Regions from separate parts of the Homo sapiens genome. Here region 1 is linked to region 2. A link is a loop called in an ENCODE intact Hi-C map of the cell type or tissue named here. Cell type or tissue: Calu3. All regions are shown on one strand. Region 1 overlaps AMPH (amphiphysin). Region 2 holds the start of LOC105375237 (a long non-coding RNA gene).

What was found. Hi-C counts contacts between places; a loop is a spot of excess contacts. Peaks named below come from ENCODE experiments on the same cell type or tissue, not always from the same donor. Only the 100,000 strongest peaks of a DNase experiment are listed, where the experiment ranks them.
Region 1: a loop joins it to region 2, with 14 times the contacts of the local background. A loop is called at or near these places in 1 of 110 quality-filtered maps.

The regions. Positions count from the first base shown.
Region 1 is chr7:38,450,344-38,455,343 of GRCh38, forward strand. The region is part of intron 11 of AMPH (amphiphysin); the gene reads right to left. Among named protein-coding and RNA genes, the nearest start is that of TRG-AS1, 110 kb to the left of the region's middle. RefSeq lists enhancers at 3,045-3,214, 3,931-4,100 and a cis regulatory region at 3,130. In Calu3, no CTCF peak of the experiment used is centred here; no DNase peak of the experiment used is centred here.
Region 2 is chr7:39,517,938-39,522,937 of GRCh38, forward strand. It overlaps LOC105375237 (a long non-coding RNA gene), which reads right to left and starts at 4,565. Exons shown (of 4, transcript XR_927183.2): 1 at 4,524-4,565; 2 at 3,710-3,799. In Calu3, a CTCF peak has its summit at 2,156 (motif pointing left); a DNase peak (open chromatin) is centred at 2,164.

The sequences.
Region 1 (5,000 bases), 1.1 Mb before region 2:
AGATAGACTCTGGCAAAGAGGGACCCTGCCCCAAGCCCTGAATCTAAGGGGACCGTCATGCTTTTGAGCACCTTTCTTACAGTTTCCTAAGTCTTCCTCTGGCAGAAGGGACCAGCTGCAGCTGCAGTGCCATCTGGTCAGGGCATCCTGAGAGCCTGTACCAGGACTGGGCTTTGGTTGCCATATCTCCCCTTCGGAGCACTCCCCAACACTACTCCATGTGTACGGTCGATTATATGCTTCTGGAACTCTAGGGCTCCTATCCACAAAGGTGTTGTGAGCATGAAGATGGGGCCTGTTTCCAGGAGGGTGAGTGGTAAGATGGTGAGACTGTTCTTTTTGGTCAGCTTGGCATTTCACTTATGGAAACCCCTGAGACTGGCCATCAGAATGTTGCTGATAAGCTTATTTCAAGTGACTCCAACTTTTTATATGGAAGAGGTCCCCAGCAAAAAATATTTGCTCAGGGCCATAATCCTAAAGGGAGGGTGAACATTGGATTTAAAATCCAGTCATCAAGTTAGAAGAAAAGCCAATCCAAAACACTTTCTTTTTTTTTTTTTTGAGACAGGGTCTCGCTCTTGTCACCTAGGCTGGAATGCAGTACTGTGATCATAGCTCACTGTAACCTCGACCTCCTGGGCTCAAGAGATCCACCTGCCTCTCAGCCTTCTGAGCAGCTGGGACTACAGACACATACTGCCATGCCCAGCTATTTTTTTTTTTTTTTGTAGAGACAGGGTCTCACTGTGTTGCCTAGACTGGTCCCAAACACCTGGCCTCAAGCAATCCTCCTGCTTTGGCCTCCCAAAGTGTTGAGATTACAGATGTGAGTCACCATGTCTGGCCCCAAAACATTTTCTGAGGACAAGAATTGAAAAAGAGAGAGAAATAACCTTGCACATACACACATATTTATGTGTGCATATACATGTATATATACACATGCACACATATATACGTGTGTATATACACATATATACACATGTATATATACATATATACGTTATATACACGTATATATATGTGTATATACACATGTATATATACATATACGTGTGTATATACACACATACATGATTGCTTTATTTTTTGTCTTGATCTCTTGTTAGAATCATATTTATATGGAATAGATTTGATTTCCAGGGACAAAATATCTTTTAAATCTTTATTTCTTAAAGTGTTTTACCAAACACCCATTTCCTAGGAAAGCATATTTTGGGGGTGAAGGAGAGACTGAGAAATTCTTCCCTAAACAAAGTTGAATGGAACTTTGTTACAGAACTTTTCAGAGCCTTAAACATGCCGATGTAAACTGTGAAAAATCAAAAGGGATGTAGCCCCTCAGTCTCATGTAAACAGAGACTCCCTTTTCAAAGCATCTAATGATACTAGTTTTCCTCATAAACATGCTTTGGAAAATGCTGTTTTAAAAGAATAATGTAGGGACACAAACACACAAAGAGGAAGGGAAAGAAAAAGAGAGAGAATGGATTTCTAAGTTCTTAGGATGGAAAAATAGGGAACAATTTTTTGGACCTTTGGAAGATCTGTTTTTGTAAACACAAAACCAGAAAAGCAAGTAAACCATTGGGTCATAACCACGGGGCATCTCCCTACAAGCAGATAAGAACATTTACCAGAAAAAATTCTATGCTACATTTAAAGTTTGGGCCATTAGAGGGCTCTCCAGATCTAATGGATTTCTGTCTTCAATCCCAGGACACACTCAGGAGAGAATCATCACCGTGATGGTGCTTGGTGGAGGAGACAAACAAATCCATCTGAGACTGGGTACATTTCAGTCATTACATTTTGAGCTTCTGGGCAGGAATAACACAAATGCTTTTCTTCCCCCATTAAGTGCATGATAAAAATAGCAAGCTGGGGACATAGATCAATCTTCTAAATGTAAATGACTCATTTAAAAAAATTAAAATAAATGTAGACGGATCATCCTATATTGCTATATGTGTCAGAGAAAACCTTTTCAGGTACATCAAAGCTGTCTAGTTTTCAATGCTGTACTTCCTTGCAGTTAGCATCTCATTTTTCCCAGGTATTGTTATTTATTCTCTTTTATCTATTTATCTGTAGATTATCAAATACATTATTGTCTGGATGATACAGTTCATTCACTTATAATACGTAGCTCGACCTATAATCTGATCAACACATCTAAGGTTATAAGCACTCATGTGTATGTGTATGTGTCCAACTACCCTAAATATGGAAGACTTTGAGTCACACTAGTTTTGAAGGGAGCAGTTATGAATGGTCAGTCATAGCACACACTTGACTCAGCTGGGTATTTCTCTGGAATAAATCTATTAATTCACTGTGGTGCTTTGTTAATGGTCACTGATTAGTGCCATGTGGAATCCTGATAACTTTAAACAGTGGCTCCCACAGTGTGGTGCCAACACCAGCAGCATTAGCAGCATTTTCCTCAGAAATGCAGATTCCTGACCTCATCCCAGACCTGCCAAATCAGAAACTGCTGGATGGGCTGAAGTAACATAAAATGGCTATTTATAGCTACAGAGGAACAAGCCACTGAAGAAACTGCCAAGATGCTTCAGGGAGAGACAGCATCTGTATATTTTTAATTAAAGCCAGATTATGTCACTCAATAAACCAGAAAGCAGACAGAAATATAAATCCCTGTTTCACTCCCGCTTTTGACATCTTGACATGAGACAAATGGTCATTTAATCCATGGAAACACTCCAAGTCATACTCTGTGGTCCAGCTGCTAGAGCCATGTCGCTTTTCAGATTTAGAAAAATGGCAGAAACCCCTTTCTGACTCCTCCCCAGATTAGAAGAAAACAATATAAATAAGGCTGTGCCCCCGAAAATGCACTCCTATAATGTCTCTGGTGCTTAGTTCTTCCAAAATTGCCTGGAAGACTGAAGGATGTGACACACAGCCAGTGAGATATAAGAGGTATTGATGGAGAGACACTGAAAGCTCCCACATTCCTTTCCCAGCAGCCTTGGGGTTATGCATAAAGCACTAGCAAAGCCTAGGCAAGCAGACCCGGGAATAGTGTCCTCACAGGAGCTGCAGCTGGAACATGCTTCTGTTTGGAAAGGCACTTCCTCTGCCCCAGTTCTTAACTTTTCCCATCACTCTCACTCAACAGTACCAGCAAAAGCGAATGCTCTTTTAAGTACTTAGGGGACTCTCCTGGCATCTGTAATTTTCAAAAGTGCTTTGATCCTTTTTCCCCCCACCATCAAGTGTCCTTACCTATGAGCCAGCAAATTACAAATACAAAGAAAAAACATTTAAAAAGAAAGAACACTTCTGAACCTCATCTTTACTTCACAATGAGTCTGCATGTCATGTTGTCTCTACTTCAGTTGCCTTGTCTACCAAATGGGGATGTCCTCAGCTAAGCACACAAGGCTTCTAGGTGACCAAAGTCTCTATTTGTGATGGAACTGAGAGGATGCTCTTGGAGGGTCCAGGTCAAAGCAACTGAGTAAGGGTATTGTTGCCTTAAAACACTCCCAGTTCGAAAATTCATGTAGCGAACAAAGAGAATGAAGCTGGGCAGTAGCAAATGCAAAGGGACTGTACAACTTTGGAAATTAGAATTGCTCAAGTTTGTCCCAGGACAACTGGGAGATGCTGGGTAAGATCCTTTGGCACTAAGACAGCTATCCCTGGCGGCATCTCGGTATCCACAGACATACAATCTGGCCATGCACCGATAAACACCATTCTCAAAGGAGCTGCTAAATCACATCTCAAGCCCCAGTTAATTTTATCAAACTCAGCATCTTATGCATACAACAGAAGAAAGAAAACAATAGCTCAAAGCATTTTGCCTATTGATAAGTGTGCTTGAAAAGAATGAAAAATCATGATTTGCCACTGCATTGTGTCTGAGTTTTTATTTTCTGAGGTCCCTATTATTATCAATACACCATCTCTGCTATTATTAATATGATGTGATTATAATCGGCATATTACGCATAGTGTAGTGATTGATGTACTCAGTAATTATAGTACTGCATTAGCACCTCTTGTAAAATGTAAATATTATTCCAGACCCTGAGAACACTGAGAAGAAATAGTATCACCATGACTTCTGTATGGTCTTTTACTTGTAGAAAAAAGAGATAGTTTCAGTGACACTAGAGGCAGCTCTGGAAGTCATGATAATTCTTGAGTCAATTAAAAAAAAAAACACAAAAAACAGCCACTAGCAGGAACAGGCCTGCAAGTAGCTGCGGTGGGATATGTGAACCCAGGTATATTCAAAATCAGTAGGAACACTGACTTTCATTTGCCAATTCATGTAAATAATATGCCCCTGTTGAAGGACAAAAGACTTAAAATTATTCACCTCTTTCAATTTCATTTCCTATCTCTACTAAGAATCAATAGAAGACATAAACATGAAATAATATATAAAGAGATGTTTATCGAAGTGCTGGTGAAGCAACAAAAAAGTTGGAAGCAACTTGTGGCCAATAATCAGGGGTTGGTACAACCAACTGAGAGAATACTATGGGCAAATATGTTTTTGCAAACACAATATTATGACATGAAAATATGCTCAATAAAATTAAGTAGAAAGGTCAGAAATACATGATAGTACAGTCTCAATTTTATAGTGCAAAATTGATATATACTCAGTGATTTGGGAAGACTAAAAGAAGACAGACCAAAGGGCACTAGTGGTCATGTCAGAGTGGTATGATTTAAGTGATTATTAAAATTCTTTTTTTTTTTTCCTGAGATGGAGTTTTGCTCTCGTTGCCCAGGCTGGAGTGCAACGGCACAATCTTGGTTCACCGCAACCTCCGCCTCCCACCTCCTCCTGCCTCAGCCTTCCGAGTAGCTGGGATTACAGGCATGCACCACCATGCCCGGCTAATTTTTGTATTTTTAGTAGCGACAGGGTTTCCCCTTGTTGGTCAGACTTGTCTCGAACTCCTGACTTCAGGTGATCTGCCCGCCTTGGCCTCCCAAAATGCTGGGAT
Region 2 (5,000 bases):
GGGCTGTCAATATAGGCAAGTGATCCCTCTTTCCCAGTGCTGACTAAGGTGGGGGCAACATCTGCCTTGCATTACATTCATTTTGCTGCTGAGAAACTGACACCCAAACCGTTTACACCACAGCACATCAGCGGCGACACCAAGACTCACGTTTGGTCTCCTAATACCATGTTCATTTTTCCATGTGATTTTCCCATCTTAAACCTATTTATACTTCAGTCTAGATGAGCCCATGTTTATAGAATCCTTTTGAGGGCTTGAATAAATGAAAACCTAGAAAGGTGGAGTATGTTTTCCTGTAGAATCACTGGCTATCTGTGGGAAGAAGAGATATTCTTTAACACTTTTTTTTTTTCCCTCAGACAGGGTCTCGCTTTGTCACTTAGGCCAGAGTGCAGTGACATGGTCATAGCTCGCTGCAGCCTCAAACTCCTAGACTCAAGCGATTTTCCTGCCTCAACCTCCTGAGTAGCTAGGAATACAGCTGTGTGCCACCATGTCCAGATAATTTTTGCATATTTTTTCTTTTGAGAGACAGAGTCTCACTATGTTCGTTACTCCTGGCCTCAAGTGATTCTCCCACCTCAGCCTCCCAAAGCACTGAGATTACAGGCATGAGCCATTACACCCAGCCTCATCACCACATTTCCAACCTTAGGATCAACTGTTGAAAAACTAATAATACCCCTTCTTTGATCTTACAGTTCTTACAGGCTGAATGAATTCCATTTAGCAGCAAAATATCTTAATGGTTTCACATGAGAATGTTGAAATAAATGAAACAAACACAGAAGGCCTAGGAGGAGAAAGCCTCTCCCGGTTGGCCAAGGAACGACCTGATCTCCAGGTTACGTGAAGCAAAATGCTTAGAACTAAGCCAGAGACATTGGGACACTTAGCCATTCCCACCGCCTTCTTCTCTCCCTTGTCTCATGGAGGTCCTTGAAATAAGGAGGGAATGGAGTGGGGACAGAAGGGATAAATTGCTTCATTCTAAGCCCACAATGCAATTCCTGGTGCTACTGTACTTGGAATACTGCACTCAGGAGTTTCCATGATCAGCCTCCCTAAGACAGCAGAAAAATTCCATAAACAGGGAATGGCAGCAACATCTCGCTCTATGTGGATGCCTGGGTCAGACTGGGTTAGACTGGCTGGTGGATTGCTGACATAAGTGAATTACTTGGCGCAAACCTTGTATCACAAATGGCCCGTAGTGATGCGTATTGCAAGAGATTTATGTAAATTGAGCAAGATACTTAGCTATTGGTCTGGTTTTTTAGTAGACTTGACTTTCAGAAAAGAAAGAGCTGATGGTAGAAATCTCAGGCACTTTTTTAAACATCTTTTCTTTCTCAATCTACCTCCGAAAGTCGCTTTCCATAAAGCCTCCCTCTCAATGTCCCAGTAACTCTGCCCAAGGAAGGAGCCTCCCCTGTGCCTGACTCCTTGCAGGAACTGTTGCCATTCTTTAATTTGGCAGCTTCTGTTTCCCAGGCTCCCGGGGTTTTACGTTTACTTGCAGCGAGGCTTTTTACTTCACTTCCTGTTCTTTCTCCTGCTATCCCCTTAGAAAGCCGGTGGAAGGATTTTATTTTTATTCTTATATCTATGGTCTCCATTCTGAGATTTTATCCTCCTGGTAACAGCCAGAGAGAAAAACACTTACGAGCACATTGGAAATGTCTAGGAAAGGGGAAGTGCATTAAATAATAAACCCCAAACTGGTGGGAAGGATTTTGCACTGTCTACTCCCGAGGCAAGGAATTCTGGGAGATGTTTTCTCGTTTGGCTACCTTTGTCCAGTCTCCATTCCTGGATACCTACAAAGGTGAGAGCAAGACTAAACGCATTCCAAAAAGCAATTTCATGTGATATTTGTTTTCACTTTTCTTTAGAAAAACTATGGGGCCTTTTGTTCACTTGAGACCACAGTAAGGTTACTGTGTCTACCTTTAGGGAGTTCAACTTTCCAGGGAGGGAAACTAGACAATGTGACAGGCGCAATCCTAGCATCTGTTCGTAACAGGGCATAGGAAGGCAAATGCTTGTCCTTCCTTCCTGTAACACAGCCATTAAACCAGGAGCATCGCCCTTCCCCGGCCCTCAGGTAAGAGGACCAAATACCGTAGCCGTTTCCAATTTCAGTCCTTTAGCGCCACCTGGTGCTAACTACTCTATCACGCTTTTATCCAATAACTACCTTTGTAAATTTCCTTTCAAAAGTTCTGGCCGGGCGCGGTGGCTCACGCTTGTAATCCCAGCACTTTGTGAGGGGTCAGGAGTTCGAGACCAGCTTGACCAACATGGTGAAACCCTGTCTCTACTAAAAATACAAAAATTAGCCGGGTGTGGTGGCGCGCGCCTGTAATCCCAGCTATTCAGGAGGCTGAGGCAGGAGAATTACTTGAACCCAGAAGGCAGAGGTTGCAGTGAGCCGAGATCATGCCGCTGCACTCCAGCCTGGGTGACAGAGCAAGACTTTGTCTCAAAAAAAAAAAAAAAAAAAAGTCCTAACGACACAAATGTTTGATTTTAACACAGTGCCAAGTTCACATACGTAGGCAAAGTCCAGATTAAAGGACAATTTTAGCATTGAGTTCATTTAGTGAATCACAGGGCCTTGGCACACAGCAAACATGAGAGCAATCTTAGTTATCTCTATTGTCATGGCTGTTGTTACCAAAAGAATTCAAAAGAGGGGAATTTAGGAAAATTTATAGTGTTTAAGATATAGTAGCTTTTTCAAAATATCAATGAAGTGCCGTTTATGCGGCACAAGTAATATTTCCTTGAAAATCTAATAAATATAGTGTTACTTATTAAAGAGATTCTACCTTGAGTAATTAAACTGCTTGAAGAAAGGCAAGATTTCTCAACTTGAACTTTATCCATAACTCAGGGTTAACCAATATGCCCAGTTTGTTTCTTTTTATATTTTAGAATATTCCTGCCAGACATGGTGGCTCACGCCTGTAATCCCAGCACTTTGGGAGGCCAAGGCAGGCGGATCATGAGGTCAGGAGTTCGAGACCAGCCTGGCCAACATGGTGAAACCCCTTCTCTATTAAAAATACAAAAATTAGCAGGGCGTGGTAGGGCGCGCCTGTAATCCCAGCTACTCTGGAGGCTGAAGCAGGAGAATCACTTGCACCCGGAGGCAGAGGTTGCAGTGAGCCGAGATCATGCCACTGCACTCCAGCCTAGGTGACAGAGCAAGACTCTGTCTCAAAAAAAAAGAATATTCCTATAAGACAGTCAATGCCCATCCTTCCCTGAGAAAACACAATAAATAATATAACTTTTTATTGTTTCGTAATTATCTAGGTGCCTTGAAGTTATCATTCTGAAAATAAAAGTATATAGTCTGAAGGGCTGCACCTATTCGAGATGTATTTGTTTTATCATTATACTTGTTCCTAAAATTAAATGAGCGAAATGTTTCTAAATTAAAGCCAAACTATGCTACACAGGAATGGACTTTGTAAGTGAATCCATATTTGTAAATTCTCACACATAATCAGTCCCAGGAACTCCAGGCCTGAGAGAAATTACTGAAGGCTCTGATCTGAGCTAACCACTGTGAAAATAGGAAAAACTCGAAAAATAGGTTCTAGAGTGGTGTGTAGTTCCAAATGGAGCAGGAAAACTAAGAGGGGATTGGTTAAACAAATATGATTATAATCAAAATAACTTTTTAAGCACTTACTATTTGCCCAGCATTGTCCTCAATGATTCACATGTGTCACTTCGTTTAATCTTCACAACTTCATGAGGCTGTTACAATGCCTGATCCTTGCTGCAAATTAGCTCATACACGGTTAGTAAACAAGGGAGTGATGTTTATAACACATCTTGTAGTTCATATTTGATTCTTCCCAGTACATTAATGTTTTAAAATGATCTCATGGCCAGGCGCAGTGTCTCATGCCTGTAATCCCAGCATTTTGGGAGGTTGAGGCGGGTGGATCACCTGAGGTCAGGAGTTCAAGACCAGCCTGGCCAACATGGTGAAACCCCGTCTCTACTTAAAAAAAAAAAATTAGCCAGGTGTGCTGGTGGACGCCTGTAATCCCAGCCACTTGAGAGGCTGAGGCAGGATGAGGCAGGAGAATTGCCGGAACCCAGGAGGCGGAGGTTGTAGTGAGCCGAGATTGCGCCACCGCACTCCAGCCTGGGCAACAAGAGCAAAACTCCATCTCAGAAAAAAAAAAGAAAAAAAAAAGATCTCACAAGTTTTCTCACAATGAAAGAAGAAGAGGCATGATAATAAATGAAGACTTAAAAAAAATTAAAAGTGCATCGAAGTACTTTTTCTTAGTGCAAGTGAAGGCTGGTTTAAAGACTTCAAGAACCACTAGGTCATGGCCAGGCATGGTGGCTCATGCCTGTAATCCCAGCATTTTGGGAGGCTGAGGCGGGCAGATCACTTGAGCCCAGGAGTTTGAGACCAGCCTGGCCAACATGGCAAGACCCTGTCTCTACTAAAAATACAAAAATTAGCTTGGGGTGGTGGTGCACACCTGTGGTCTTAGCTCTTCGGGAGGCTTAGGTGGGAGGATGGCTTGAGCCCAGCAGATCGAGGCTGCAGTGAACTCTGATGATGTCACTCCAGCCTAGGTGACAGTAAAACCCTGTTTCAAAAAAAAAAAGAAGGAAGGGAAGGGAGGGAAGGGAAGGGATGGGGAGGAAGAAAGAAAGAAAAGAAAAGAGAAAGGGGGGGACGGAGGGAGGGAGGCAGGAAGGAAAAGAGAACCACTGAGTTTTCTGTTATGTATATCCATTTGGCAAAGCTACAAGTGTTGATGAAAAAGCTGTGAAAAAGTTAGCTTCCGTATTAAAGTGGTAGATTAGTGATGATTAGAAGCATGCCCTCCAGCACCTTCAACTGAGGCACAAGCCCAGTGGTGAAGGCTGCAAACGGTTGATTGCCTGAGATTCCAGCTGCCAATTCCTGCATAGAACCGTGCAAGTACTTTCATCAGGAGTGTTACTGTTTC